Regions from separate parts of the Homo sapiens genome. Here region 2 is linked to region 1. A link is a loop called in an ENCODE intact Hi-C map of the cell type or tissue named here. Cell type or tissue: dorsolateral prefrontal cortex. All regions are shown on one strand. Each heading gives the region's core, and the rest is flanking DNA. Links, peaks and the distances in the headings are about the cores only.

Evidence for each region. Peaks named below come from ENCODE experiments on the same cell type or tissue, not always from the same donor. Only the 100,000 strongest peaks of a DNase experiment are listed, where the experiment ranks them.
Region 2: it touches region 1 in a loop (2.3-fold over the local background); 26 of 110 quality-filtered maps call a loop at or near these places.

What each region holds. Positions count from the first base shown.
Region 1 is chr1:95,299,856-95,316,486 of GRCh38, reverse strand. It overlaps LINC01760 (long intergenic non-protein coding RNA 1760), which reads left to right. Exons shown (of 2, transcript NR_135588.1): 2 at 5,294-5,559. It overlaps LOC105378864 (a long non-coding RNA gene), which reads left to right. Exons shown (of 3, transcript XR_947612.3): 3 at 513-699. Among named protein-coding and RNA genes, the nearest start is that of LINC01760, 10 kb to the left of the region's middle. RefSeq lists an enhancer at 7,180-7,474. In dorsolateral prefrontal cortex, for the core only: CTCF peaks have their summits at 7,115 and 7,317 (motif pointing left); a DNase peak (open chromatin) is centred at 7,299; H3K4me3 peaks cover 2,256 bases.
Region 2 is chr1:95,467,368-95,483,998 of GRCh38, reverse strand. It overlaps LINC01761 (long intergenic non-protein coding RNA 1761), which reads right to left and starts at 9,262. Exons shown (of 4, transcript NR_033966.1): 1 at 8,824-9,262; 2 at 8,625-8,685; 3 at 7,019-7,255; 4 at 4,643-6,660. In dorsolateral prefrontal cortex, for the core only: no CTCF peak of the experiment used is centred there; no DNase peak of the experiment used is centred there.

The DNA.
Region 1 (16,631 bases), core at 3,546-11,545:
CAGCATGAGAGGTCAATACTCCGGGACACCATGGGGCAGACGTCAGCCTTATTCACATGCCCATGGGAGAAATTCCCTGGGGTCGACCAGAAGTGCGTGGTGGTGAAGCTTTGCCAGGTCCTCATGAATCCAGTGTGACAAATTCCTCAAATTACCATTGGTGTGAGCTCATTCTTCCAGAAGAGGAATATTGGGAAATCATAGAAAGCACAAGCTTTAGAGTTAGTCAGGCTTGTTCTCCATTCAACTGAACACACTTCCTGAGCACCTTTTTCATGCCATAGGCTCAGCTCTAGTTGGTAGAAACACCACAGTGAGCGAGGCAAAAAGTGTCCTCCTCACAGGATGTTCACCTTACAGAGGGAGACACAGTTGATAAACAAGTAAGCAAATACATTAATGAGAGGTTTCATGTGATAAAGGCTGTGAAGACAATAAAGTAGGTAATAATGCAGGAGATGAGTAGAGCAAACTACTTAAATAGAGGAGCCGGGTTAATCTCTCATTCACAGTGAGGATGCAGTGGCCAGAAGAGGCAGCCCAGGGAAGATCTGAGGTGAACCCTCTGGTTGGAAAGCCTTGGCAAATTGGAGGAATGAAAAGAAAAAAGAGTAAATCTACAACAAGGATCAGCAAACTCCAGTCTACAGGCCAAATCCAGCCTGCTGCCTGTTTATGTCAATAAAGTTTTATTGGAACATAGCCACACTCGTCTGCTTATTTATTATCTATGGGTGCTTTCATGCTAGAATAGCAGGGCTGAGTAGCTGCAAGGGAGACTGCATGGCCTGCAGAGCCTAAAATATTTACCTGGCCCTGTGCTGAGAAGTGTGCTGATCCCGGTCTAAAGCACTGTAAACAAGCTAGGGGGAGAACAGTAGGAGATGAAGTTTAAGGGTTCAGGGAAAGGTGGCAAATTCTGCAGGGCCTTGTAACCCATGGAAAAGGGCTGGGATTCTGTTCTGCATGTAATGGGAAGTCACTGGAAAATTCCAAGCAGGGAGCACGTGATCTGACTTATGTTCTTACAAGGCCACCCTGGGAGCTAAAGAAGAGTAGATTTCCAGTCTTTGGAAGATGGACCATAGGGCCAAGAGGCAGCCAGAAAGTCTATCAGGTGGCTACTGCAGAGCCCAGTGAGAGACAAAGGTGCCAGGGATGGGGACGGTAGCAGTGCCAATGCAACAAGTGGTCAAGGTATATTATTTTAGGTAATATTTTAGGTTTAACAGGCATGAGAACCCTTACTCCACTGTGTAACCTTAGGCAAGTTATTCAAATGCTGTAAGCCCAGTTTCTTGTCAAAAAAACCCTCAGAGCACTATTGTGTGGATTGAATTACAAAATACATCTGAGGTGCCTGTCAAAAAGTTAAGTGTTCAATAAATGTCAACTATGATTACTGTTTGTTGTTGTTGTTGTTGTTGTTGACTGATGAGACCTGTGGAAAGATCAGGTTGCAGCATACAGCTCATTGTGTCAGTTAATGGTGCTCTTCTCTGCCTGATTAAATTTCTGAGTTCCCTGGAGACAGGGAAGCTCCGTTATTCATCTTTATGTCCCCAAAAGTGTGCCTGGCACATGGTAGATGTTTAATAAATGCTTATTGATTAAACTATTATTTTTTAAGAAAGGAGGAGTATTATCTATTCTGCCATTTTTCACCAGAAGTGTTTTGTTTTCAGGATTGATATCCTGTGTCACATTTTTGTGACACAGAACCATTCCAAAGATACAGAGGTAGCTGTCTCTAGGGAAAGCTGGTACCCAGCAAAGGAAAACTCAGATGCTATTCTTTGGAAAACCTCTAACCTGATAAAATATGTCAGTGTTTGCAATAATATATTGAATCTGGGCTAAAAATTCACCATGCACAAGAAATCCAATCTTCACAGATACATATAAAAAATCTCTGCCATAATGTGGATGAGAACAATGAGTCCAAAAATCGTTGCTCTAATGTGTCAAGCTGTTTTCAGACTAATTTCAAAGTGGTTGGATATTCTGATCCCTTGCTCAGCCATATTAAAGGGTCCTCCATTTTGCTTTATTACCTCCTTCCTTTTATTCATTCATTATTCTGCCTTTAAAACTAAAAGGAGTTGGATTAAAATTGAGACTTCAGAATTATTTGTCAACGTTCTTATTCTTTGGCGTTAGCACTTACCAAAAAAGACTGGAAATCTACACTTCTTTAGAAGTTAAATTTTGTCATTATATGATAGTTTCAAATGAAATTAAATATGACACAAATTTTAAAATAAAAAATGACACCTGTAAAATACATACTCCTAGGTGACATTTTTATTTTTAAAAAGTGGTTAAATACCATAGTGGTCATACAATACAAAATTGTAAAATCTTCAAAGGGCCACAAAATAAAATGTTACCAGTTGCATTTACCTGTTGCATTCAGAATAACTAAATGTATTCTTAACACATACATGTTGCTATATCTGAAAGAGGAATTCTAATTTCTTAAAAATTAACAAATTAACACTAGGTGAGAAATCTCTTCGAGGCAGTCACCGAATCATAGCAGTACTACACAAACTTACCAATAGCTAACAAACCCTAAAAGAATGAGAAAATAAAAATAAGGAAAATACTTAAAATAACAGGACACTAAAAAAGAGGATCCCTTATTATAGTAAAGAAAAGGCTGAAATCCTTGAAACACCAGGCAGCAGCCATGAGGAGGGATTTTTTTTTTTTAACACGGAGCCTGGCATCTCACAAATAACGTATGTTCTATGTTATGTGGCAGTTGCTATGGTAACAACCTTTATTTTCTGAAACAGTACACAGATGTGTACAACATACTAACTTACTGGTTATAAATTACAGCTTTTCCCATAGTTCAATAACTTAAGAATTCTACGTTTTTGAAATCTCAGAAGTTCTGTTGTTATTACATTCTTTTATGAGATAATTTTCCTTGTACTTTCAAAATGAGAGTGCTCCCAAACATACCAAAAGAAAGGAGCAATGAGAAAATGGGGTATCTCAGAGAGCAGCAGTGCACTGAGTACTGGCTATAGAGTCTGTAGGAAACCCACTGAAAGAAGGAGAAAATTACTTTAATGAATTAGGTATCATGAACAATAGTCATGAGAAACAAGTTGCCAGCAAAATGATGTCATAAATAAAGTTATGAATTGATTTCCTATTATAAGGTGCCATATTTGCAGTTTTAAAATAAATGAAGATTATTTCTTAGAAGTGTTACAAACATTAATATAATTTTATAAGGTACAATAGTGTGGTTGCATGAATTAACCTGGTTTTTTTACTTCAAATGAAATCTTCTGAGTCTTGAAAAGACCAGAATCTGGGGGAACACTTATATTACTCTATTTAATATGGGATTAGTATCCCTTTGTCAGGTTAAAAAGCAAAAGACAGATTTTTACTGATTGGGATATTTTTATATTCCAACTTTAATCAACAAATACTTGAAAAGTGCCTTCTACATGCAGGGAGCTGGCTGTCCATGCTTAGATGCATATTGACATGCGTGGAAACATAAGTTATAGGGAAGTTCAGTTCTATAGATGATTTTTTTCCTATTCTAAAAATTTATGTTATATTTTCCATGTGGATCTGAATATTTTCTTTAAATAGGTAGTTCACATTGTAGATTTTTTAGAGTTGTCAGAAAAAAATCATCTCTGCAGCATTTATGAGGTGAGAGTTCATTACCTGGGAAACATTTGAAAAATAAGCTTGTATAGCTAGCATTTACAGTTAAAAACCATCTATCTTAAATAAGAAAAAAGATTTCTAATTATAAGAAAATTGTAAGTACCCTTACATAAAAAGTAACAAAGCACCCCTGATTTAGAAAGTCCAGAAACTGCACTGCTAATGGCTTTTCCTAACAAACATAAAACACTGGGAACTGCTATTTCAAGTCACAATACGGTTACATTCAAATTCAAAATTGTCTTATAGCAGCAATGACAATGAGAAACAATTGAATACTGTGCAGATAAGACCAAATCATTTTGAAAAGCCTGCACCATTAAGTGGTGGTTAAAATTTTTGCTAATGATTTCCACACATACTTCTTTCTATATCTTTTAGAGATATATTAAAAACGGGACCATGACTAATCCATTCAAATCCTTATGCTATCAGAGAGAGAGTGAGAGAAAGAGAGAGAGTTAAGTTATCACCTAATGGGGGCTTAGTGGCTAGAACTCAGAACCCAATAGAAAAAGAGTACTTCACTGCTAGGTGCATTTTAAAAGTATTACTTAAATTACATTTAAGTCATCAGATAATTATGAACTTTCTTCTCTTTTATATTTATATGGCATATTTATTGAATTGCACAGTATGCTTTTACAATAAAGTGCTTTTTACGTTGCCGCCTTTGTTCATCCAAAATAAAACTGACAGTTATCCTTTTATAAGCTATTCTGAGAACATTTTCTCTTCTTTGAAGCTGATTGATGCACTACTTTAAATGTTCCTGCAAATATCTTTTCAATTCAAGTTTTTGCATAATGTAATAAGAAGATAAAAGAATTCTATACTTCAACAAGAGACATTACAAAGCAAGTAGAGACATTATCAAGGGCATTAACTTGCTCCTAATAGCAATAAAACCTTTTAACTGTCTGATGTAGAACATGCTCCCACCAAACCACCACATATTATGGTAATTGGCTCCAATTTCTGAATCTTACATTGTAAAGTTACAAAGAGTTAGGCAGAACTGAAAAACAAATCTCTAATACTCATCTTGTTACTGTTCCCATTATAAGATGTTTACTTTTTACCTCTAAGGAGGACTGGTCTGCTCTGTTGTGCTGCTCTTTACTGTGCTATCATATTTTTGCATCCTGTCTCATTTTTATTTCTACTCACTGATATCAAGACACTTTTCTTCCCAAAAAACTCTTTTCTAACTCCAAAACATCACAGTAACACAAATAGCATTTTCCTGAGAATTTCAGTGTAACAAATGGGTTCTCTGTGCATGCCTGTGTCACGTCTCATTCACTTTATGTGTTCTCTCATCACTGGCAGATACGACAGGGAAAAACAGTCCATGAGGACGCTTTGATTTTTCTTTACAACGCGTTACTAAATGACATGAGTAGCCTTTCCATCCTGGCCAAGAGGAAATATAATTTCAAACTAAAGTTGAGTTCAGATTCTGTTAAATTAAATAGCAAAGAAACAGTCACTCTTGGTTTTATTCCTCTTAGACAGGAAGCAGGGCAGTGGGGAATTGACATGAGCCGTTCCTCGGTGATTAACCTGCAGTTTATGTTGTTTCTAGGTGACGTGCCCATCATGCAGGAAGCTTCTCCAAGGCTGGCGAGAGCAACTTGTCTGCTTTGAGAAATGCAGATCTATCAGGATCCAGAATCGGACTCTGAAAAAGCTGTCATTTCATGTCTCTAAAACAGCCTTTGATTTAATGTACAAGATGTCAAGAAGTAAAGGACAATAAAATAAAAACCAAAAAAGGAGAACTATTTCAATTAAGAAGCATTCCTATATCAATTCTTGGAAATCACATAAAATAAAAGCTGTCAGAATCAATCTCTGTTTAAAAGGCTGATTTTTTTGTGGTGCTTACATACAACATGCAAGACCAGAAAAAAATACAAATTACTAGCACAGAGCAGCCAAACTTAAAAAATCCTTTCTCATTAGAGAGATATCTGGTTATTAAATTTTCCTAATGGATCTAGGAAAAGTGTTTTTATGGCTGGGGCTGAGGACTGAGGAGAGAAGGAAAGAAATAAACCCCCATACAGAAAAAAAGTCACAGATGCAATCTCCAATTCTATATGAAGGAGTTTCATGCATTTCCAAAAATTTCATCTTTAATTGACATTAAAAGCCTCATATAACATTCTAGGAATCTACCTTTTATTGCTATGGGTTTTCAATGATGTTTGAATGCCTTTTTCAGAGAAAGATAAATATTTCTTGAAAGATTGCCCTATCACCCTAGTAATCAAATATCCTAAAGGCGAATTGAGAAAAAAATCTTTATAAAATCTGAGGCAACCTTTCAGTTAAGAGTATAATAATATTAAATAAAGATACAAGCATTGCCAAAAACAAATAAATAAAGCTCTTCTAAATGTGACTTCTTATTATGGAAGACATCACTTTCATTTTCATTTAGGTTTTTTTTGTTTTGTTTTGTTTGGGGTTTTTTTCTGAAATTTATTTATTTTTTAAATTGACAGATAAAATTGTATGTATTTACCGCATACAACATGATGTTTTGAAGTCTATATACACACTGTGGAATGGTTAAAGCTAGCTTATTAACATATGTTCATTTGTTCTTAAAATACACTGTTTAAGAAACATGTGTTACACTTCCAACTTTACTCCTGTCCTTAAAATTTTTATTATGCATTTTATTCCACATCTTTTATTGAAAAGGCTAATGGGCAGGGAAAGAAAAGATAAATTCATTTGCTGTCCCCCAAAAGGTTTGTATACATCAGGGGTATACCCCTTTCAGTGGCCTATTTCTGGCACCTTTATTTTTTAAAAATCAAGTTTTTCTGAAGGGGACTATTTAAAGAAGAAAATCCACTCCTTCATCATCAAATCAAGAACTTTTCTTAAAGTAAGCCTTCCACAGGCAGTAAGAGAAACAGCCTAAGAAGTTCCTCCAATCAAAAGAAGAAAAATAACAAAATCAGCTCACCCGTGATTTCCTTAATATACTTAAAAGAGATAAAATCCCACTGATGCCTCTAAAAATAAAAATGAGGAAAGGGCAACTTTATTGATTCCCTGCAAACCAACGAACGTGTAGCTTATTGATAACACTAAACACCATCTAAGCCTTTAGTGATTTTCAACCAAAAGTCTGTCTCTGAATGATGGTTTAAATCATCGTATTAATATATTAGGGTAAAATTACCATGGGAGACACTTGGAAATTAATTAAAAACCCTGCACTCAGTTTGTTTGTGAGAGAAGATAAATATCACACATGGGAAAAGATGCCTGACAACCGCCATAGTTTTCAGATCCAAATTAGACCCTGACAGCTATGTCTTTGTATGACTCTCCTTGGGGTATGATAAGCAGAAATATAGAATATGAAGATTTCTGATAGAAGTATTTATTACTGACACTTCCGAAACATTCCATGTGTGGCATCAGCAAAGCATGCTTCACCTCAGACAGAAATGTCAGGTTTTCTTCCAAGATTTGTTTTTTTCTGTTCCTCTTCCCCCATTCCCATCCCTCCCTCCCCATCCGCCACTACCCCCCTTCTCCTCCAAAAGATGATCTTTTTTTAGAAGTTCAACAGCAGCCCCTGGTGGAACTCAGCAGTTGTTTCAGCCTGAGCACAGTTGTTAAAGCAATTCCATTCATCTTGTCAATAAAAAGAAAAGTCTGTACATGTGTATATTACCCCCTCAGTGTGCTGTTCCTGCAGGTCAGGGATCAGAATACAACCCTGAATGTACAAAGGCAGTGCTTTATGATGGTAATTTCAGCCAATTTCGGTAGCTGGAGTTTTGAAAAAATATATATATGTAACAAACAATAAACATCTGTCTCCAATGTCACATTCATTTTATGCATGAAGACCGATAATTAACTGCTCGTGAATAACGCTTACCACAGAGTGCGTCAAAGTGAAGAGGCTCCACACATGTGAGGGGGTGATCGCTATTTTGTTTGGCTCATGTTGTGACAGATTCAGCTTTGTCACTTAGCAAAATGAGCTATACAAAGTGACAAAGAAGGGATTCCTCTGGGTCAGAGCTCAGAAAGCACCACAGTATGCTACTGCTCCATCAGAATGGCAAGCTAGGCTTAACAAGAAAGCCCACCAACATGCTCTTCAGAGAGACCATCTCTACTCCTTTAGGGCTTGGTTGGCAGCCCCAGATTACCATGTGGGGCAAGAGGGAGATGTGTGGCTCTTTGTTTGCATTAGGCAGGGTCAGTCTCTGCACTTCACAAAGGTGCCTGGTAGAGGGGCTCAAAGCCAACTCTACTCCCTCTGGAGCCATCTCCCTAGAGAACAGTCACTTTTTTCTTAGCACAAAGGCAATGTCCTATTTCTAAACCCCATGCCTTTGGGGTTGCATCACACCAAAGGAGTTGCCTTCCCAATTCACACAGAGGTGCCATATAGGCTCCTGGTGGCTCAGATGCTAGGCAAGGAGAAGGAGACTTGCATAGTGAAGAGGATGGCTCTCTTGCCAGAGTCTCATGTGCGCCGGGGTTGAGGAACATAGCAGGCATTCACCCTCCAGAAGGCTCATGTTACGACAGAGGTAAAATGAGAAATTTACTCAAAGACTCAAAAGTCTACTTGAGTAAATTTATTCAATGTGTATTTCACTCGTGTATTTTGACTTTTCTCTTCTTAAATGATGAGTTTATTAAGAGGAAAAGCAAACAGTACTTTCAAAGCTTAAAATAGCTTCATGATAAATGCTAGGATCGAAGAAATATTATTTTAAGTGAAAACATGGTTTTTAAATTTTGAAAGTATTGTACTTCATATTAGCCCTTCGCATGACCCTGAAGCCACTTAAATCTCTGGACTGATCTCATGTGAGGCTAAATCAGGGAGCTGATGTTTTGAGACCAGAGAGAATCCCACGATAGGCCACTTACTGAGTGCCTAGTGGATGTCATGCACTGGGGAGGAAGAGGGATAGAAAGAAACAAGGCTTAGTCACTAATGAATTACAATCTAGTAGAAGAGACACATGTACCCAAATAATTTTAATATAGTGTGGGAGCAATGTGCAGAGTCCTAAGAAATACATGGATGCCCTTAGCTCAGCCAAGGGGTCAGCAAAGGCTTTTCACAGGGAAGACACTTGCACTGACTTAAAGAAAGATTAGAAATTAGCTACAGAAAAAAGGGGGAGAAGACATTAGAGGGCAAAATAGAAGAAAAATTACTATGTCCCCAGGAGTGAAGGTGTAAAACTACATGGTATATCCAAAGAACTCCAGGCAGCTTGATATTGCCAGAGCATGAAGTATGGTATGAGAAAGATGGGAGTGAGGCAGGAAAGACTAGGAAAACCTTCTCTGCCCTCCCAGAGAGATGGGATCTGTCCTATGGGTCACGGAGAACAATTAAAAGACTTTATGTAAAGGAATGACCATATAGGGAAGGAAGGAGACTGAAGGTCTGTAGACTGACCAGGAGTTTGTTGTGAAAGAAGATAAGGATCAAGAGAAAGAGGATAAGGACCTGAATTCTGGTGGTGAAGATGGGGCTGGAGACGAAACGGTAAGTATAAGAAATGTTCAAAGGTCAACACTGAAAGAAGATAGTGTTTTATTGGATATGGACCCTGAGGGATGGGTCTTAGATAACTCCTAGGTTTCCAGCATAGGAGACAACATAGATTGTGGTGCCATCAACAGGGTTAGAGACTGCAGGGGTCGGAATAGGTTTGAGGGGAGAAGATGACACTCTAAAGAAGTACTTCTCAAAATACGTCCTCAAAAACCCTCCACTGGCCTCCAGACAGCTCCTTGTAACACTGATTATTAGCACTCCCCTTGAATGTCACAGCTGGAGAGTGACCTAACAGATCATTAAGCCTGGTCACTTTACAGCTGTGTGCCGTCAAGTTGAGGGGTGCTAGGGCAGGTAGGACTCCAGAATGCCTCCCCAGATGCAACCCAGGAGGGTCTACTTTTACCTAGTGTGTATATTATAATTCTTCATAAGACTTAGATCACAAAAAGAAAATCACAGTTTGAAAACCACTGACAACCTCTTCTTTTACAGAGAGGAAACTGAGGCCCATGGAGGTGAAATAATTTGTCCACAGATACAAGTCTATAGCAGAGGCTGAGCTAGATCCGTGACACAGAGTTCATCACATGTCAATTCCAAGTGTCCTCCATGCTGTGGTTTCCTCCATGAAGCCACTGCTTTTGCTGTGTTTTTTGGAGCTAGCTTCAAAAACCTCCTTTTTAAAGAAACTCAGTTATCAGCTTCTTCAGTTGTATTTATTTAATAAATATTCATTGAACATCTTCTGCATGCCAAGCCTTCTTTTTTCAAGAACACCTGAGCATCTCTGTTTGGATTCCCAGTTGTAATTTTTGATTCTTTGGGAGTTCTGACAGGGTCTTCAACTAGTGTTCCACTATAACTGGATGTGGTTATGACCCAAGAGGGGTTTTAGTCCCTAGTAAAGAGGGTTAACATCAAAGACATGGGTTTCCTAATTCACTGGAAGATTACAGCTGATTTACATGTTTAAGGTAATTTTTGAAAATATGTTTTTAAAAATCTATAAATTTCCTAAGGTATTTTAAGATTCTATTCATAATTTTTTAAATAATTACTTTTCAGTGTTACATTAATTTTTTCATATATACATATAAGAACTCGCTGGAAATAATGCCCCAAAACTCAATAAACCTAACTTTACAAAACTGAGAACTGGCATCTGAAATAATTACAGGATAGATTGTTTTCCAAAAAATGAGAATTCACATAAAATAAAATAAATTTGATAACCCCTTCCTCCCCATCATACTAATTCAACAGCTGCTTGTACTGACAGGGTAATTCCTAAAACAAGGGAAAGCAAATCCTTGCTCAATCTAGAAAAATAGAGACAAATGTAGCTAAGGGGTTACAACAACCTGTTGACCTCTTTCCAGTCTTGAGAATCTTGTCTCAGGACTCCCAGAAGGGAGCAGCGGCTTGCTTCGTTGTAAAGCGTGTGAGTCAGGGTAGAAACAGGAGCCAGCCAGAGAAAGTCCTCCTGCTCATGGACTGCCAGAGATGAGATTCGCACAGGCCTTTTCAGGAACATTATATAACATCTCGCTGCAGGAAGGAAAACCACTGCTCAGTCTCTCCTGTTGGGGAATTCATTCTTCATCTTATGAAGCTCTTTAAAATATAGGGCCAAGGAATCAGTCTTTCTTCCACTGCCTCTTTACACTTCACCACCCAGCCCCACCCCGTTTTCTTTCTGTACTCCTCCCATCTGCAAATGGTTTTTAAAATCAGAAATTCTGTGTATATCAACAAGTATAAAACCCAGCTAGCAGGGGTGGGTTGCAAGAACAAAGAAGGGGGGAAAAAAGGAGAAAATCCAAGATTATGGTACAAATCGATTACAAGGCTCACTCATTACAGCCTATTTCTTTTTTTTTTTTTTTTTTTTTTTTTTTTGAGACAGGGTCTCACTCACTCTAATCATGCAGGCTGGAGTGCGGTGGCATAATCATGGCTCACTGCAGCCTTAACTTCCCAGACTTAGCTGATCCTCCCACCTCAGTCTCCTGAGTAGCTGGGATCACAGGTGCGCACCACCACACCTGGCTAATTTTTTAGTAGAGACATGGTTTTACCATGTTGCCCAGGCTGGTCTTGAACTCCTGGGCTCTAGAAATCACCTGCCTCAGCCTCCAAAAGTGCCGAGATCGCAGGTATGAGCCACCACACCCAGCCTAACCCATTTCTTTATAGGTGAGAAATCAAAGTGACTCATCTAAGATTACTCCACCCACTGTTCTCACACAGTGGTATTATTGAGTATAGGAGACAAATAAGCAAACAGGAAAGTTTTAAAGATCAGGCAAAAGCTTTACTGGCTCCACAGGCCTGCATTTCCATCAGTTTCGTTTACATAGAAAAGCATATTAGTGAATGGTCACAGTGAATCTTAGAGGGAGCAAGCATATGGTTAGTGCTTATCCCCATTACCTCTCGAAGTCCAAGGAAATTCAGAGTTAATCTTCTTTTGAGATGATCATGTTTTGGATATTTTGATCTGGTGTCCTGGAAAATCTCATTTAACAGCAGTTTTGTTGATTCACTCAACAAATGTTAACTAGAAGCTTACTTTACACCAGCCCTCCAAAGTCGTGAGCAAGACAGCCCAGGTCTTTTACTCTCTTGCTTATCTGTCTTAACCTTGTCACTGCATGGTCATGGTGCTGGAGCCACATTTCTTTCCCAAACCCAATAAATGGACCTATCAGCTTTTTCTTACAAAGTAGTTGAAAATGGCTTAAAAATCTCTTGAAGCTCATGTTCTGTGTCATAAATAACAATATTGGTTTATCATCTCTGTATGCCTCCTTCGGGTGTTCTGGCTTCCTTCTTTCTGAGAATTCTTCTGCCATGTGGACTGGCCTTGTCTAAATGCAATGACACTGAGTTACACATTAATGGAACTCCACGTAGCACATGAAGCCTCAATGGGAACATTTAACAAAATGAAATGCTTTGGTGAGCTCTTCAAATTCATTAGAGTCCAATGATCAAAGATGTCCTGGAACAGATAACTAAATGTGGATTGGAAATACGAGGTAGATAGGTCACAGAGTCTTCTGGCAAGTCCTTGGAAACATCAGATCAAATGCCAAAGGTCTAAAATGCCAAAGGTCTTTAGTATGACTATGAAATTAGTATAGGCCCACATCCCTAGGAGTGAAAAAACTTACACTGGGTCTAAAACATAGTCGATTGCCTATGAAAAAGCAAATTGTCAAATAAAAAAATGGAAAATGTGACCCAGCTCTGGGAGGCAATGGTCCTAGAGATTAAAAATGTGGCTCATCTGGTCCCAAATTCATAGAGACAGAAAGTAGAATGGGGGTTTCTGGGGCTGGGAGGAAAGGGGACTGGGGAGTTATGGTTTGATGGGTATAGAGATTCTGTTTAGAAAGATGAAAAAGTTTCTGTAAATGGGTGGTGGTGATGGTTGCACAACAATGGGAGTGTATTTAATACCACTGAACTGTAAACTTAAAACATAATTAAAATGGGAAGTTTTATGTTATATATATTTTAACACAATTTAAAAAGTGGAAGCTGGGCAGGAAAGAAGAGTATAATGGATTGTCCATATTAGTTCATTCTGCCTAGTTCCTAAACCAGAATTTACCCACATGAACATTTTGAGCTTTGACTTCTTCATATATAAATGTTAATCATGGTGCCAAATTCACAGTTGCTTGAAAGGATCAAATTAATTTTTGAATGTGAAGGGGTAAAGAAGCATGTGGCCCATCTAAGTATTCAACAAATATTACCTCTTATTACTGTATCTCTTCTGGATATTTCAACTTGCTGTTTATTACTATGAATAAAAATATTATACAATGCCTTCAATAAGTTTGTGAAAATTTCCTTTAATTACCACATTAGATATAACTTTTTTTGCATATAATGCACCATATGGGGAAAAAAAGTGGTTTTGAAATATTGTTCTTGCTTTCTCTACTTTTATTTTATTAAATTTAGTTAGGATAGGGTTAAAAGTCAAAGCAAACATCCTATCAGCTAGCAGTAGTCTACTGACACCAAAAAAGTCCCATTGGTATGAGAAACTGATTGCAAGTAGAATGGTCTAAGGATTCCTTAAAACAAATCTTATAACAACCCATGTCTTTCTCAATTACCAGAATGCTCTGTAATACCTGATAAGTATTTGTCAAGACAATATACATCAGTAAATTTAATTACACATTTATTGAGCTTATATTTTATACAAAATATTGTGCATGGTGCTCTAGGAAAAGTTACGACGTAACATACATGTCCCTGTTCTCAAGGAGCTGCTGTCATGAAGAAAAGTCAATTTCCTCAGCAAGTCTTGATTACATACTTCTCCCAAGACAATTCTGAATAAAGGTAAGAAAAACTGAAAATTTTTTCCAAACTGTAAGAAACCTTTGATTGAATCACTCTGTCTTATACCATAGCTTAGAGGATATATTTTCCTTTATGCATTCCGATATTTGAGAATAATGAATTCAAAAATTACTGGAAAAAGAAGATCTGTAATTGACTGCCTAAGGAAACTATAAAAATCCTTTCAAAATTCCCACCAGGAGTAGAAGCGAAGTGGATTCAGATACAATCTGAAATCTTCCCGAGCTTTCTCCACTGGAATTCTAATCAGTGAGACCCCTTTAAGCAGTTTTAAAGCTGCTTAATTTAAATACAGGAAGTGTTTCCTTAGGCCCCTAATACTTTGGCAGAGCTGATCCTATTTCCTGAGATTAAATAGAAGAAAATTCTTTCCTCAGGAGATTGAACCACACACAATAAGATCATTCATTAGAATGTTCATATAAATTCAAAATATACCAGGGGAAGACCAAATGTCGTCTTCATAAAGGGTAACAGCCTAGAAATGCTAAGTGGAGCCATGACTGGTTTTACTCTTGAGTTTTGGCCTTTGCGGAATATACGTTCCCCGGGAAGAATTATTGAAGTGACAACTCATTTTCACAATGAAACCAAGTACAAGACAGCTAAGATAAATAAATAAATTAATTATTAAATATTTTATTCTAAATAAAAACCATCTGTCAATATTGTTTGTTTTTTAACAATATTTATTCATGAAAATAAAGCTGTACCTTCTATAATGTGATCCTTACTCTACTTTGCACCACTTAAGACTTAGCAATAGGAAAATCTCATAAACTTTAGGAAGTCTGCATTTTGATCTGTCAGGGAAAGGGAAAGCTTAATACCAAAACCTGCTACTCAAATGCCTGATTGGTAAGCGGAGTGCAAAAGGATACCTCTAAAACTTTTGTATTGTTCCATAAAAGAAAGGGGAACACTTTGCCATCTCTTGCCATCCTTCTGTAAATTGACATCACCTCACTAAATTTGACAGCTAAATAGTGTTCTGATGGTTGTTGAGACTTGTGTGTCAGATTTAAAAACGTTATTGTTGAGGCTTACTTTGATGGTAAGATTTTAGAGGCCTACTTCCTTGCTAAACAAATGTATTATAGAGTGATGGATAACAGAGATTCTAAGGATTACAATGAGAGATCAAGGAGTTCACCTGCAATATCTATGCATTGACAGCCGACTTTATTGAAGTTTCACAATATTAACTGCCTCTCTGTGGACTGGCTTAACCAGGTAGGTGATTATCAATTTATCACCAGTCAAAACACAGATTGCTTCATGTACGGTGTCTGTGGCATAATCATGTACCTTGAATCTCATCAAACTCGAATGATCCTACTAGGATGATTCTTATAAGACTGAGAAAGAAACATTAATTGGGAACTTCTCTAATGAAATTGTGTCTAATTCTCAGTTTGATAGAACATCATTCCTGGAGCCTTGATTAAGAATTCACCATTCCAAAAGGGGGTAAAGAAAGCCTGAGAGATAGAATGGAGAGAGAACTAAGGTTTTCACTTCCTCTTCTTGAGCCTTGCTTCTTTTAACAATTCCTCACTCCCACTCCAGGGACAGAAGGCAAGAAATTGAAGAGTCCTCAAAATCCACTCCAGAGGGGAAGAATTGTGCCCTGAAACTCCATCTAGCAGTATACAAACTGACTGAATTGCATATAGGAAATTATCTGGGATAACCATGGACCAGCACCAAGATGCCTGCATGACCTATTTGGCCCTATTTTCAATACTGCAAGAGCTTTTAAGTTTTATAATTCCACTGTATTTTCTGAGTCTATCTTTTAACAAAATCTGACCTTTCTCCACACATTGAATTCCATTAGCTGCTATCCCAATTAATATTTGTTAAAGGCAGGCAATGAGAGAGAAGATTTTGGCCTTAAGTTTTTGTCTGATCAGGGCACAAATAAATAGCTACACTAGGCAGGGAACAGTATAGCCTGTAATCCTAGCACTTTGGGAGGCCGAGGCAAGAGGATCACTTGAGGCTGGCCAGGAGTTTGAGATCAGCCTGAGCAACAAAACAAGACACCATCTCTACAAAAAAATTTAAAAATTAGCCTGTGGTAGCGGCACACCTGTGGTCCCAACTATTTGGGAGGCTAAAGTGGGAGAATCACTTGAGCCCAGGAGGTCGAGGTTGCAGTGAGCTGTGATTGTGCCACTGCACTCCAGCCTGGGCAACAGAGCAAGATCCTGTCTCAAAAAAAAAAAAAAAAACTACACTAGCAAACACTAATTGACCACTATATTGACCAGGCACTATTCTAAGTACTTTTTCTATATTAATTTGTTTAATCTTCTAACCCTATGAGGAAAGTACTATTATTTTTCCTGTGTGATTCTTGAGAAATTTGATGAATAGAAATATTAAGTAACTTGCCCAAGATTACCCAGCCTGCAGATTGAGTGCCGGTGGATGACCCTAGAGCCTTATAAATTCTAAAACCCAATCTCTTTTCAGTCATACACTGATTAGATTGAGATTGAGTCTCTTTGCCCTTATTCTAGCTGCCTACCATTGTATGAAGTAGAACCTCTAGAGGAGTCATCTACAGCTTCTACAGTTTTTCATACAAAATGTCTGGCACTCAATTTTAAAAATGCCAAACGTACCAAGAAACAGGACAAAAAGTAAAAAGACAATAGAAACAGGGCCAGAGATGATGCAAATAATAGAGTTATCAAACTTGGATTCAAATGTTCAAAAAATAGAGGACAAGAAAACTTTGCCAAATGGAATCTTAAAAAAATCAGGTGAAAATGCTAGAACTGAAAAAAATATAATAAAGCTAACAATTCAATAGATGAGTTTAATAGTAGACAAAACACAGGTGAAAAGATTAGTACTGTAAGATATCTCAGAAGAAAATACTCAGACCAGAGCATGAAGAGAAAAAATAAAAATACAGAGAAGAGTACAAGAGATACACAGGAGATGGCAGAAT
Region 2 (16,631 bases), core at 4,975-12,974, 170 kb before region 1:
CACATGGAGATGTCACTCAAGGAGGCTGGAGAGCAGCAAAGATGGGTGCCTGCTCCTTCCTCTGGGATCTCTGACCTTGAGGGGCATTGATCTGATGCCAGTATAAATGCTCCTATATAGTGTGTCTGACAACCCCTGTTGGAGAGTCTCACCCAGTTGGGTGGCATGGGGAGCAGGACCCATTTAACAAAGCACTTTGGATGTCCCTTAGTGTCCCTTCACTGGGGGAAGCCCATTTGTCTGAGCTGTCTGGATTTCTCAGAACTAGCAGAAGGAAAAACTAAGTCTACTGGTCTGGGGAGACTGTGGCCACACCTCCCCCTAGGGGCTCAGGCCCAAGGAGATCAGAGTTCTGTTCCTGAGAACCTGGCTGGAGTTGTCAGAGTTCCTGTAGGGAGGCCCCACCAGTGAGGAGGGATGTGTCACGGTCAGGCCTGAAAAGGCACTCTGTCCGCCATCTGCCACAGCCAGTGTATTGGGCTGTGGGGGATACCTCTTGGGACGAAGCCATCCAGCATCCCCAGCTCCAGCAGGGAAAAGCATGGTCTGGAGCTACAGAGAGGGCTGCCATCCTTCCTCTACCCTGGAAGCTTAGTGTGTTAGGCAGCTAACAGTCCCAGTGTTGGCTATCACCCTCCCACCCTGCCAAGGGTCTCAAACAGCTTAGACAGCAGGCAGCCACAGCTGTGGTGCTGGTCGCCATTCCCCCCAGGAGCTCAGCAGGCTTAAGCAGATTCTAGCTTAGTGGCTATTGAGAATCTGCACGGCTCTGTGGTTGGGACCCTTGGCCGCAGTGACATGGGCTTGCTAGTGGGATCTTCTGATCTGTGGGTTGCACAGTTCCGTGGAAAAAGCATGTTTTCCCAGGCTGGGTAGCATGCTCACTCACTGCCTCCCTTGGCTGGGGGGTAGGGGCTCCCCTGCCCCGTGTGGTTCTCAAGTGGGCCAACACACCACACTGCTCTTCCTTCTTCTCTATGGGTTACACCAGCTGCCTAGTCAGTTTTGATGACAGAACCTGGATACCTCAGTTGCCAGGGCAAGATTCGTATGCCATTATAGTTCTTTTCGATGGGAGCCTCCAATTGCTGCTGCTTCTAGTCAACCATCTTAGCCCCCTAAATTGGAACTTTTGACTGAGCTTCTATGATACAATGGAAAATTGCAAAGTGAAATACCAGAACACAAAACAGAAATTCCAAAGATGTGCTAACAACCAGTTAGAAGGCTCCAAAACTCTCAAAGCATATGTAAATGCCTTCTCACTCAAAAGAGTGAGGAGGTGGAATTGAAAAGAATACTTGTGAGAAGGTATTCTCTGGGAAAATCTCTGCAATTGATCTCTTGCTTGCTGCCCCAAGGGTAGTAGTGGGGCTGTTTGATTTCTCAGCTCCAGCTTAGCAAAAACTTCAAATGGACCACTGAATGGCCTCTGCCTTGTACATATCCCCTGAATGTCTGAGAGAGGGATCAGAAGACTGGTCTTGATATATGCCTGAAAAATCTGGAAATGAGAAACTGTGCTTATCAGCCTCAGGTGGTGCTAAGGTAAAGTAGACTGCCATGTTTGGGAAGTAACTGTACTCCACCAATATCAAGGTAAAGAATACAGGAGTATTTCCTACCATGGAAGAGATACAGCCTGGAGCCATTTTAAGTATTGCCCAAGAGAACCGCCTAGATGACTGAAGGATGTCAATAGACAGTTTTGCCTATAGTGGATTCCTGGAAAACTAGACCAAAAGAGATACTGGCCACCAGAAAAAAAAGAAGTGCTACTTCTCAAGCTTCTGATTAGCAGGTCCCAGCAGAGAGCCTCCTAAGAATCCATGGAAACCAGTGCATGGGAATTAGCTTTGAACACCTGTTTATCCTAGAAAATCCAAAGCCATCTTATGACAGTATCACTCTAGTAAGAACTTTCTGTTTTCCCTTTTCCACCTACTCCTTTGTGCTTTAAAAGGAAAGGGCCAGAAACTGTGACTAGCATCCTGGCAGGGGGCAGGGAGGGTAGGGGTGAATAAAGGGCAAAAGGAAAGAAAAAAGTGGCCTTTGCCTCTTACCAAGGTAGCTCCTGACCTACCAGAAGCTGGGAAAGAGGAGAATGTTTAATTTGAAATTGAGTTAGGTTTTACACTGGGCTGAGGATTCTAGTCATAGAACTGAGATTAGAAAAGTCATCAAGTCTGCCAGTTCTCATTCTGTTGCAAAAAAATCCCCAATATTCTTATCTAAAAAAAATTAAAGGGGTAGTAGAAGGAAAACAAAGGGGCATACTGATAACATCTTGTAAGTCATGCCTGTTTATGGTCTTGGTTATACTAGCAAAGGCCCTGTTACGTAAGGCATTCAATATGCTTTCAATTAATGTAAATAAAATCATTTAAAATACCAGCTAACTCACATAGTATTCAATATGTGTCACTTTTCATATATTTTTATGCTTCATTTAATGCTTACAACAACTCTGTGATATAGGGACTATTATTATCTCTGTTCAAAAAAATGGAGAAACAGGCACAGAGAAGTGCCTCAGGAATAGGCTCTATGAATTGGATGCTCCACTGACACTGAGTTTCCAGAAGGAACAGAACACAGCTAGTAAAGAGGACAGCTAGGATTCATAGCCAGGCAGCCTGGCCCTCAAGACACACTATTTACCTCCAGGCTATTCTGCCCTCTCAAATTAGCAAACATTTATGGATAACTACTATGTACCTTATGCTGGATATTCAACAGTGGGTAAGTCAGATATTGTCTTTCCATGGAGTAATTTACATTCTAGAAAGGAAAAACAAGTAATAAACAAGTAAATTAATAAATGCAAGATTGAAAGAAATAAACAGGGTATTATGATGAAAAGCATAAGCAAAGACCAGAGGTGACACACAAACAGACCTGAAGTGTGGGAAGGGGTGAACCAGCCAGACCAAGAAGGGGATTTTAGAAATAAAGCATTTAGATATATCACTTATCTTATAAAATGTGACTTAAATGGAAAGACGGTTGACAGGTTAAAATGTGACATGCTTTGTCTCATATGCTTTATTAAATGATGTACATTACTCAGCATTTACTGAAGTAACTGCAAGAATGAACCTCCACATGCACACACCTGTTCCCCAGCCACCAGGCAGAGACTCAGATGCGAGATTACCTGGACCTAAGAATTTAATGAGGCTTTATGAGGCTTTAGCAGGGGCCTTGTACTTCATCTGGCTAGGGGAGCATCCACAAACAAGTATGTGGCTCAGGGGTAGCTCTGTTTTTTATTCCTTTTGGGCCTAAGGAAACACAATTTGAAGATGGGAGTAGAGAAAGAGTGAGATGAGTTAAACTACTGTTATGCTACATAAAAATGTGAGCGGTGCCATTGTGAGAACAGCACCATGCAAAGAACCAGGCTGTTGTAAAAGTGTTTCATGCTATGATTTTCCGCTGGACTGTCTCTAAAAATTGATAGTGGCCTTGGAAAGTCAGTGTGTGCGTGTGTGTGTGTGTGTGTGTGTGTGTGTGTATGTGTGTCCAATTTTTTTTAATTTTTAGAAAAATAAAGAAGCATATTTACATCTCACACTGTGGGACAACCTTTGGTGACCAGAATTGGTGTTCAGGTCTACCCTGGATGACTCTGCAGACTCAGTGTTATTCTGTGGGCTGGGGATGGAAGATGAGGGGAGCTTTCTGGGGAATTTTCATTCAGACTGAGCAACACAGACTTTAAAATTGGGGATGGAGAATAATATCTACCTCTGTGGATAAAGACGCATAGAGAGTCATGTGGTGGAGATTAGAAGAAGGATACATACATTCTTGCTGAAAGGGCTAACTTAGAAGTGGAATGCAGGCCTGGGCACAGTGGCTCATGCCTGTAATCCCAGTACTTTGGGAGGCTGAGGTGGGTGGATCACGAGGTCAGGAGATCGAGACCATCCTGGCTAACATGGTGAAACTCCATCTCTACTAAAAATATAAAAAATTAGCTGAGCATGGTGGTGAGAACCTGTAATCCCAGCTACTCGGGAGGCTGAAGAAGGAGAATGGCATGAACCCAGGAGGTGGAGCTTGCACTGAGCCAAGGTTGCGCCACTGCACTCCAGCCTGGGCGACACTGCGAGACTCCATCTCAAAAAAAAAAAAAAAAGTGGCCTACAAAGTTAACAACTATGGCAATTATGAGAGGACCCCCATTAAAATTTCTCTTTTCAGGTGAGTTTTCCATGGAATGTGGGGAAAGTCATAATTTGAACAACATTAAATATCCCCCCTTTACCCTAAACCTTTTATTCAATAACATACCTGTACACCCCTGTGAGAGGGTACTGGGGAACAAGAGATGGGCAGTCCAGTGTGGGTGAACCACATCCTCAGTCCTCTAATGGCTGCCTGGAGGGAGCTGCAGCCTATGGAGGTATCATGGGGACCATGGGCAGGAATTTCAGGCAGGGTGGGCCTGGGGGCTTGGAAGGCATTGGGAGGAGTGTATGAAGATGGGGTGGACAATTTGGGGACAACTCCTATTCTTTCCTAACTCTTCAGAGGAAGAGAACCCTATAGGAGAAGAAAAAGTGGACATTTGAGTAATACCTGTATTAGTCTGTTTTCATGCTCTGATAAAGACATACCCAAGACTGGGCAATTTACAAAAGAAAAAGGTTTAATGGACTCACAGTTCCACGTGGCTGCAGAAGCCTCATAATGATGGTGGAAGACAAGGAGGAGCAAGTCACTTCTTACATGAATGGCAACAGGCAAAAAGAGAGAATGAGAGCCAAGTGAAATGAGTTTCCCCTTATCAAACCATCAGATCTCATGAGACTTATTCACTGCCATGAGAACAGTATGGGGCAAACTGCCCCCATGATTCAATTATCTCCCACCAGGTTCTTCCCACAACAAGTGGGAATTATTGGAGTACAATTTAAGATGAGATTTAGGTGGAGACATAGAGCCAAACCATATCATTCTGCCCCTGACCCCTCCCAAATCTCATGTCCTCACATTTCAGAACCAATCATGCCTTCCCAGTAGTCCCCCAAAGGCTTAACTTATTTCAATATTAACTGAAAAGTCAACAGTCCAAAGTCTTGTCTGAGACAAGGCAAGTCCCTTCCACCTATAAACCTGTAAAATCAAAAGCAAGTTAATTACTTCCTAGATACAAAGGGGGTATAGGCATTGGGTAAATACAGCCATTCCAAGTGGGAGAAATTGGCCAAAGCAAAGGAGTTACAGGCCCCATGCAAGTCCAAACTCCAGCAGGGCAGTCAAATCTTAAAGCTCCAAAATGATCTCCTTTGACTCCATGTCTCATATCCAGGTCATGCTGATGCAAGAGGTGGGTTCCCATGGTCTTGGGCAGCTCCATCTCTGTAGCTTTGCAGAGTACAGCCACCTTTTCCAGGTGAAGTGTGCAAATTGTCAGTGGATCTACCATTCTGGGGTCTGAAGGACAGTGGCCCTCTTCTCACAGCTTCACTAGGCAGTGCCCCAGTAGGCACTGTGTGTGGGGGCTCTGACCCACATTTCCCTTCTGTGCTAGCAGAGGTTCTCCACAAGCACCCTGCCCCTGCAACAAACTTATGCCTGGGCATCCAGGCGTTTCCATATATCTTCTGAAATCTAGGTGGAGGTTCCCAAACCCCAATTCTTGACTTCTGTGCACCCTCAGGCTCGACATCATGTTGGGGCTGTCAAAGCTTGGGGCTTACACCCTTTGAAGCCATGGCCCAAGCTGTACCTTGACCCCTTTTAGTCATGGCTGGAGCAGCTGGGATGCAGGGCACCAAGTCCCTGGACTGTGCACAGCACGGAGACCCTGGGCCCAGCCCAGGAAACTATATTTTCTTCCTAGGTCTCCACACCTGTGATGGGAGAGGCTGCCAAGAAGACCTCTGACATGCCCTGGAGACATTTTCCCCATTGTCTTGGGGATTAACATTCAGCTCCTCATTAATTATGCAAATTTCTGTAGCCAACTTGAATTTCTCCTCAGAAAATGGGATTTTCTTTTCTATCACATTGTCAGGCTGTAAATTTTACAAACTTTTATGCTCTGCTTCCTTTATAAAACTGAATACCTTTAACATCCCAAGTCTGAATTAACACATCCCAAGTCACCCCTTAGATGTTTTGATGCTTAGAAATTTCTTCCACCAGATACCCTAAATCATCTCTCTCAAGTTCAAAGTTTCCCAGATTTCTAGGGCAGGGGCAAAATGCCACCAGTCTCTTTGCTAAAACACAACAACAACACATATCTTTGCTCCAGTTCCCAACAACTTCCTCATCTCCATCTGAGACCACTTCAGCCTAGACCTTATTGTCCATATTGCTGTCAGGCTTGTGGTCAAAGTCATTCAACAAGTCTCTAGGAAGTTACAAACTTTCCCAAATTTTCTTGTCTTCTTCTGAGCTTTCCAAATTGTTCCAACCTCTGCCTGTTACCCAGTTCCAAAGTCGCCCCCACATTTTCAGGTATCTTTTCAGCAACACCCCACTCTACTGGCACCAATTTACTGTATGAGTCTGTTTTCTAAGATAAAGACATACCTGAGACTGGGCAATGTACAAAAGAAAAAGGTTTAATTAGACTCACAGTTCCAAGCGGCTGAGAAGGCCTCACAATCATAGTAGAAGACAAGGAGGAGCAAGTCATGTCTTACATGGATGGCAGCAGGCAAAAAGAGAGAATGGGAGCCCAGTGAAATGGGTTTCCCCTTATCAAACCATCAGATCTCGTGAGACTTATTCACTACCATGAGAACAGTGTGGGAGAAACTGCCCCCATGATTCCATTATCCCCCACCAGGTTCCTCCCACAACACATGGGAATTATGGGAGTACAATTCAAGATGAGGTTTGGGTGGGGACACAGAGCAAAACCATATCACCACCCCATGCTCATATCTGAAACATAAAACTTTACTTGCTATCTACTTTGGCCCTTTCAGGCCAGTGTGGCTATTCTGTTTGTATATAGGTCTTCTCTAGTAAGAAGCCAAATATTTAAACTCACCTTTTCCCAAGGAGAGAAAAGCATGGGTCAGACCTCCAACATTGGCTGGCAACTACCAGATGGAGGGACCCAGTCAGGGGAAAGGCGGTGAGATGGCCTGGGGGGCTCCAACTGCCCCTTTTCTTTGGAACCAGGCACGAATTAGGCCAATAATTTATTGCTCCCCATTCTGTAGTATCTCTTTGTGCCCGTGTGTGTTCATGTGGGTGCGTGTTTCTTCTGTTGTGTATTCCTCTCCTGTTAAAAATGTAATGAACTCAGTCCAGGTACTTTTGTGGATTGTCATGCTATCCCTGTAGTTGATTCTAATGTCCAAATGTTTCATTATTTGCCAATGGTGCAATAAACACTGCTATGGCTAAAAAGTCTATATTTTCTATGAATGGGCCTATCTCCCACAAAAGTATACTAACAAAGGAAAACTAGACCTATTAGACCTATTATAATAACATAATCTGAATAATCTGGCAGCAGAGCAAACTGAGACTTCTATATATAAGTATTATTCCTTTTTCAACAAAGAATCACACGTCCTGATATCTTGTCAATTTGTTCTCATCCCCTGCCCTTGTTTCATATGGAGCCCTGTCAAATTCTATCTAAAGCCTTACACTCCTCTGCTTTTGGGGCTTCTGTGTCCTCACATGACTCCTACAGTGCCAGGTGCTCTGGTACCAGCAAAAAACATTACAGATTTAACGGTAGTTAGATTTTAATTTCATTACTTTGGACTTTAACCTGCCCTCTAATTAGATGATGAACTAAGGAAAATCTAATTACTTTTTCAATATTCCTTCAGTGGCATTCTTGATTATTGCTGTGTCCCATTTCTACAACTCACAGGGGCTTCCTGAATGTGGATAACAATCACCTCTTTCCCAAGAAAAGCTGAAGTAACTCCCTTTGTTAAAGAGTTGGAAATGGGTTTGTTGGTTTGTTATGTGTCTGCTGTTTTATATTAGAATTGGCTCTGTAAGTTTCACCCCTACCATGAGATTAGTCAAGTTTGGGCACTCAGGTAGCCAGAAGCATTTAAAACATGCTACAATTGGCCTCTGTCTTGAAACAATTCTCTTTTGTTTTGCAAGACAAGCGTATGACCTTTCCTTCAGCCAGGAGCCAGTGGGTAATGGATTACTTGATTGACTGGGTATGACACTGCTGTTGAGAAAAGTACTTTGAACATATTTGGCAAGTTGAAAGTGGCACAGCTCATTAGGATACCATTATGTTAATTTGAAATGCCACTCAGGTAAGGAAGCAGTTCTGCTATAATGGTACATTGTAAAGAACTGCCTGGATCCTTCAGATGGAAATGGCCTTACGGTGGTGAGGCCAGCTAGATGGTGTGGATCCCAGGACAATGTAATAGGCCGTGCTACCTGCCCAACTCCTATGACTGCCTTTATAAGGAAGGCAAGAAAAGAGACTGGAGTATCCTTGTGTTGCCTGATTGACTCCCACTGGCTTCATGGATTCAGGCAAATGAAGGAAACAAGAAAATAATAGGCTATGTCTAAGCTTTTGTCTTTTGCCTCTGACCCCACATTTCTTGGGGGGGGATTAACTCGCCACCAATTAACTTGCCCCGTTCCCCCAGACTCACCACAGTCACCACAACCACTGGAGTGAAAATGAAGGTCCTCGTGCTTCTTTGCATCAGATTCCTGGATGAGATTTCACAAACAGCCAAAGAAAGGGACAGTATCGTTAAAGATTAAAAACAAACACTAGTAACCCCAACCAAGAATTGTAATGGCAACTAGGGGAACAAGAACAACAGCAAAAAAGACAAAATTGCTTACCAAATGTTTACAGACACTTCATAGCCTCTCTACCTCATTTTGATTAAACTATTTAATATGTTGCATTTACTTTCAGTGTATCGGAGATAAGGTCCTGTGAGTTTGAAGTCTGTGATCCACCAACAAACATATTTTGCAGTAAGAGGTTTTCTTGTGGAGAACAGAAAAAATGCTGAGCGAGAGAAGCTATCCTACCCAGCAATTCAAAGATATTTCCCCTTCTCTGCTTTTACTGAGAGGCAAGATGACTCTTCTGCTTCTGGGAGGGTCAAAACACAGAAAGAAAACCAGTCCAGAGGAAGGATTATCTTGGATACAAACCCTTTTCCTGGGATACTAGCTAATCCAAAAATACAAGCTGGTGCAAGACAGCTAAACATCAGTCCAGCTCCTCTTTGTGTCTGTAAATGTAGCTCCATGTAAGTGACTTGGAACAATTAAACCACAAAATCCCAACAAAACAAAGTGCAGACAATTTATAGCCCAGCTACAGCAGCTAGGGAGGAATATCTAATAGTCTTACCTAAGAAGCAATTACAAATGAAAGGGCTTCTCAGTAATGGAGATTTTTTTTTTTTCAGGAGGCACTCTGCCAGAAAATTTTTTCACCAAAAGGCAGAGATCCATAAAACCTCCCTTTTAATAAACTATATCATTAATAGATGTACCAGGCATATTTGCAACATTGGAGGAGAGCATGTCTCTCAGTAGAAAAATGAGTAAATAGCTAGAGCTAAATATATATGGTTAATGAAGTCTGTACTCTTTGAAGGCCTTAACCATGGACAGTCCAGGGAGTACAAAGACTGTTGGTTTCAAAGTCCAATGAGTAAGAATTCAAATGGAGTTCCAACACTTACTAGCCCTAGGATTCAGGCAAGTTTTTAACCTCTCTGAGCCTTGGCTTCCTCAGTTGGATAAAAAGGACAGTAGCATTTGCAACCCGGAATTACTATGGAGCCAGCGCATAACAGTTGCTCAACAAATATTACATCCCTGATCTTTTTTTTGCACAATTATAGAATAAAAATAGGAATAGTATAAATTTCTACCTTTTATACAAGATAGTACATGATGAAAACAAAGGAAAGAATATTTAATGTCATTTAAAAAGAAAATATCCTAAGAGGCAGAAGACCTGAAGTCAACTCCTGGCTCTGTCCATTTCCATATCTATAATTCTGCTCTTCCATCTCTCTGGGCCTCCAACTTCTCATCTGAAAACTGGAGAGATCTGACCAACTTGTTGCTCCCTAGGGTTTCTTCTGGCTTTGAAATTCTTTGATTTCACTAATGACTGTTCTTGTTGATAATGTGTAAGCCACTGAATAGATAAGTACTTAAAGCCCAATCATTTTGTATTAGAAGCAGCAGCATATAATAGTAATGAGAAGCTTCTAAAACTGGACTGCTTTGGAATTTGAATTCCAGATTTGCCACTTACTAACTCAGGGACCTGAGAAATTTAATCTCTCTGTGTATTAGTTATCTTATCTGTAAAATGAGTAAAGTCATAGTTACTTGGGTCATGAAGATTTAGTGAGTTAGCCGTGGAGAGTGCTAAGAACAGCATCTGACACAGAGTAAGCAGTCAATGAATGACAGCAGCTCTTTGTTGTTGTTGTTGCTGTTATTATTGTAGTTGTTAACTATTAAGGGGAGATGCAGTAATCACTACAGTGGTTTGGCCAACTTTGGATTTAAAATATAGTGATTTTGTCTTTGTATAAGTGAGTTTTAATCAATTATCTTTCTATGTGCCCATCATCCATTCAGTCCCCACCTGCTTCATTATAAACACCCAGAGCAATGACTGTCCCTACTTCTGTAGCCCAAGTGGGCACATGCAAGACAGCTCTGAGTTCTCTATATATGGAAAGAAGACCAAGCCCAGAAAAATGTACTGTTAAGCACTGCCATAATTTGTGAAAAGGTCAGACAGTTACACAAGCATTTTGCTGAGACCAGAGAAAAGCAAACAAAGACTAATACAAGTGCAAAAGACTATGATTTCAAAGTAAAAGACACGTTGAAACTTTTTAAAGAGTCACTTTCTGAATATTATGAAACTTGAGAAAAATTTATATCAGCAATTTATAACATGACAGCAATATTACCCAAACAGTTAAAACAAGTGATTGATCCAGAGCAGATTTTTATGCCAACTAATCTAATTTGTGTTGGCAGCAGGTATCTTCTAGAAGTTTTATATTCATTTAATGGCATTTTCATTGTTTAGTGTCTATGACACTTTGATCTCACCAACTATAATCAGCCACAGTACAACTAGGTAGAGTGAACACCAGGGATTGTTACTTCAAAGAACAGACTCTCTGCCCTCAAAGAGCTTACAGTCTAATATGAGCAATTATAACCCAGCACAAGATGTAAAGAGTGACACTGTGTGGTTCAGACATCAAGAAAGCAATAAGGCTTGAGGAGATGGGGATAGTGCTCTTTGATAATGTGTTTCAGATGCCATCTTACTGATAATGTGTCTCATTTTACTTTTACCTAGACCTGGCCTCTAGTTCCACTTTTCGTTTTCTCTACAGATTCTTCCAGCCTTAACTATTTCTAATTCCACTAAAAAAAAGCAGTTTGCTACTGATTCACAGAACATTTCAACCCCCCTCACACATTTTCATTGACTTTCATCACACAGAACTTAATTTTCTCAAGTTCAATCATTGGTAATACTATAGTTTAAAAGAATTTCCTAATGTAGCCCTTCTGAATCTCCTAATAAAATATTGTTGAAGATAAAAGAGCAAATTCAAACAGAAACTCAAGAACATCTAGAAAATAACAATAGTGAAAACACAGTATATAAGACCTTATGGAAATAGTTAAAAGAGAAGTCAGAGGAAAAATAGTATCCTCAAATACTTCTCTGAATACAAAAAGAAATAGGAAAATGTGTAAATTAGGCACCCAAGTTGCAAAATACAAAATAAGGCTAAGAAAAGCAGAAAGGTGAAGTTAATAAAGATAAGGAGAAATGAATGACTTAGAAATGAAGAAAAAAGGTGCTAAACAGTAAAATATAAAATTGATTAAAAACACCAAAAAGTAAACAACTTATTGTCCGCTCTGATAAAGAAAAGAGAGGAAAAGCAAAAAAAAAAAAAATACAAAATACAAAATATAAAATAAAGATCTGAGGGTGAGGCAAGATGGTGGAATAGAAGGCTCCACTGATTGTTCCCCCTACAGGAACGCCAAATTTTAACAACTAACTGCACACAAAGAAGCACCTTCATAGGAACCAAAAATGAGGTAAGTAATCACAGAACCTAGTTTTAACCTCATACTGCTGAAAGAGGCACTGAAGACATAGGAGAGACAGTCTTGATTCACAGATAACACCTCTCCCTCATTCCTCCCAGCAATGGCCGTGCAGCACAGACAGACAATCTGTGCACTTGGGGGAGGGAGAGCACAGTGACTGAGTGACTTTGCATTGAACTCTGTGCTACCCTGTCACAGCAGAAAGTAAAACCATGCTGAACTCAGTCAGTGCCTGCCCACAGAGGGACCATTTGGACCAGCCCTAGCCGGAGGAGAATGGCCCATTCCAGTGCTTAGAATTTGAGTTTCAGCAAGCCTCACCACAACAGGCTGAAGCGTACTAGGGTCCCAAGTGAACCTGAAAGGCAGTCTAGGACATAAAGACTGAAAATCTTAGGCAAGTCCTGGTGCTATGCTGGACTTAGAGCCAATGGAATGGGGCAGCATATGACCTAGGGAGACATCAGGCAGGGTGGCTTAGAAGTGTTTACAACACCCCTCCCCTAACCTCAGACAGGGAAGCTTAGAGCAACAAAAGTGACTCTTTCCATCTGCTTGAGAAGAGGAGAGAGAAGAGTAAAGAGGATGTTGTCTTGCATCTTGGATACCAGATAAGCCACAGTAGGATAGGGCACCTGGCAGAATTATGAGGCCCATATTCCAGGCCCTAGCCCCCAGACAATATTTCTAGACACACATTGGGCCAAAAAGGAACACTATTCCTTGAAGAGAAGGACCCAGTCCTGGCAGGATTCACCACCTGCTGAAAGAATTGTTGGGCCCTGAATAAACAAGAGCAATACCCAGATAGTATGCCATGGACCCTGGATGAGACTCTGAGATGTGCTGGCTTCAGGTACCAGCTCAACCACAGTGAAATAGAACACCAAGCAGGCTCTTGGGTTCCAAGTCCAGGCTTAGGCTCTTGGACAAAATTTTTGGAAGTGCCTTGGGCAAGAGGGGAGCCCACTACCCTAAAGTGTGAGTCCCAGGCCTGGCAGTATTCACCACAGACTGACTGAAGCACCCTTGGACCTTAAGTGAACATCAGCAGTGGCCTGGCAGTGTGATCTGCTTATGGGCTAGAGGTGGTAGTGGCCACAGGGAGAGGCTCTTTTGCCTGTGTAAAGGGGAGGGAAGAGAGAAGGACTTTGCCATATAATCTGAGTGCCAACTTAGCCAGAATAGAAGAGAATACCAGGTAAATTTCTAAGGTTTTTGACTCTGATTCCTGGCTGCCAGACAGCATCTCTGGACCCGCCCAGGGCCTGGGGGAACTCACCAACCTGAAAGGAAGAATGCAAACCTGGCTGGCTTCACTACCTGCTGATTGCAGAGCCCTAAAGCATTAAGTGAACATAGGTGGCAGACAGGTAATGGTTACATCAGGCCTTTGGAAAGACCCAGTGTTGTGCTGGCTTCCAGTCAGAGCCAGGGCAATTCTAGGTGTGATGGCCACAGTGTGCCTGCATCACCCCATCCCTACCTCCAGGTAGTTTAACACAGAGAGAGAGATACCATTTGTTTGAAAGAATGTAAGGAAAGAGAAAGAGTCTCTGTCTGATAATCCAAAGAGTTCATATGGATCTTATTCAAAACCACCAAGGTGATACATCTACAAGTCTGCATGAACCACAACATTACTGGGCTTGGGTCTCACATTTCTTCAAATACCTGAAAAGCCTTCCCAAGAAGGACAGGCACAGATTGAGAAGCCCACGTTGTGAGAACTACAATAAGTACGTAACTTTTCAATGCCCAGACACCAAAGAACATCTACAAGCATCAAGACCAGCCAGGAAAATATGACCTTGTCAAATGAAGTAAACCAAGCACCAGGGACCAATCTTGGAGAAACAGCCATATGTGACCTTTCAGTCAGAGAATTCAGAGTAGCTGTTTTGAGAAAAAAAGAAATTCAAGATATCACAGAGAAGGAATGCAGAATTCTATCAGATAAATATAACAAAGAGATTAAAGTGATTAAAAACAATCAAGCCAAATTCTAGAGTTGAAAAATGCAATTCACATACTGAAGAATGCATCAGAGTCTCCTAGTAGCAGAACTGATCAAGCAGAAGAATTAGGGAGCTTGAAGATAGGCTATTTGAAAAGACACAGCCAGAGGAGACAAAAGAAAAAAAAAAGAATAAAAAACAATAAAGCACACATTCAATATCCAGAAAATAGCCTCACAAGGGCAAATCTAAAAGTTATTGGCCTTAAGAAGGAAATAGAGAAAGTGATAGGGGTAGAAAGTTTATTCAAAGGGATAATATCAGAGAATTTCCCAAACCTAGAGAAAGGTATCAACATTCAAATACAAAAATGTTATAGAACATCAAGAAGATTTAATCTAAAGAGGTATTGAGGTATTAAATACCTCAAGGCATTTAACCCAAAGAGGTTTTGAGGTATTAAATACCTCAAAGCATTTAATAATCAAACTCCCAAAGGTCAAGGATAAAGAAAGGATCTTAAAAGCAGCAAGAAAGAGAAAAAAAAATACACAATTGAGCTCCAATACATCTAGCAGCAGACTTTTCCGCTGAAACCCTACAGGCGAGGAAAAAGTTGCATGACATATTTAAAATGCTGAAGGAAAAAATTTTTACCCCATAAGAGTATATTCAGTGAAAGTATCCTCCTTCAAGCATGAAAGAGAAATAAAGACTGTCCCAAACAAAAGCTGAGGGGTTTCATCAACACCAGACCTGTCCTACAAGAAATGCTAAAGGAAGTTCTTCAGTCTGAAAGAAAAGGACATTAATAAGCAATAAGAAATCATCTGAAGGTACAAAACTCACTGGTAATAGTAACTGCATAGACAAGCACAGAATATTATAATCCTGTAATTGTAAGGTGTAAGTTACTCACATCTTAAGTAGAAAGACTAAATAATGAACCAATCAAAAATAATAACTACAACAACTATTCAGGACATAGACAGTACAATAAGACATAAAGAGAAAGAACAAAAAGTTAAAAAGCAGGGAACAAAGTTAAGACATGGAGTCTTTATTAGTTTTATTTTTGTTTGTTTGGAACAGGGTTAAGTTGTTATCAGATTAAAATAATGGATTATAAGACAGTATTTGCAAGTCTCATGGTAACCTCAAATCAAAAAACATGCAATAGATATACAAAAAAGAAAAAGCAAGAAATTAAAACATATCACCAGAGAAAATCACCTTCACTAAAAGGAAGACAGGAAAGAAGAAAAAAAGGAAGAGATAAACACAAAACAATCAGAAAACAAATAACAAAATGGCATGTGTAAATCCTTACTTATCAATAATAACATTGAATGTAAATGGGCTAAACTCTCCAATAAAAAAGATACAGAGTGGCTGAATGAATGAAAAAGCAAGATCTAATGATCTGTTGCCTGCAAGAAATGCACTTCACCTATAAAGATAAACAGAGGCTGAAAATAAAGAGACAGAAAAAGATATTGCATGTCAATGGAAACCAAAGAAAAGCAGGAGTACCTAAACTTATATCAGACAAAATAGATTTTAAGACAAAAACTATAAGAGGAGACAAAGAAGGTCATTACATAATGATAAAGGGGTCAATTCAGCAACAGGATATAACAATTGTAAATATATATGTACCCAATACTGGAGTACCCAGATACATAAAGCAAATTTTATTAGAGCTAAAGAAAGAGTTAGAATTCAATTCAACAATAGCTACAAATTCCAACACCTCACTTTCAGCATTGGGCAGATCTTCTAAACAGAAAATCAACAAGAAACATTGGATTTAATCTACACTGTAGAGCAAATGGACCTAATAGGTATTTACAGAACATTCCATCCAACAGCTGCAGAATACACATTCTCCTCCTTAGCAAATGGATCATTCTCAAGGATAGACTACACATTAAATTACAAAACAAGTCTTAAAACATTCAAAACAATTGAACTAATATTAAGCATCTTCTCTAACCACAAAGGAATAAAACTAGAAATCAACAAGAGGAGGAATTTTGGACACTATACAAACACATGGAAATTAAGCAATATCCTCCTGAATGACCATAGGTCAATGAAGAATTAAGAAGGAAATTGAGACCAGGCATCATGGCACACATCTGTAATCCTAGCACTTTGGGAGGCCAAAGCAGGAGGATCGCTTGAGGCCAGGAGTTCAAAATCAGCCTGGGCAAGATGGCAAGAACCTGTTTCTATTAAAAATTTTTAAAAAGAAGGAAACTGAAAAATTCCTTCAAACAAATGATAATGAAAACACAATACAGCAAAACCTGTAGGATACAGTGAAAGTGAAAGCAATTCTAAAAGGGAAATATACAGCCATAAGTGCTTACATCAAAAAAGAGAAAAAACTTCAAATAACTTAATGTTGCATCGTAAAGAACGAGAAAAATAAGAGGAAACCAAACCCCAAATTCCTAAAAGAACTAATAAAGATCAGAGCAGAAATAAATGAAATTGAAACAGCAAAAGAAAAGGCCAATGAAACAAAAAGTTGGTTTTTTGAAAGATAAACAA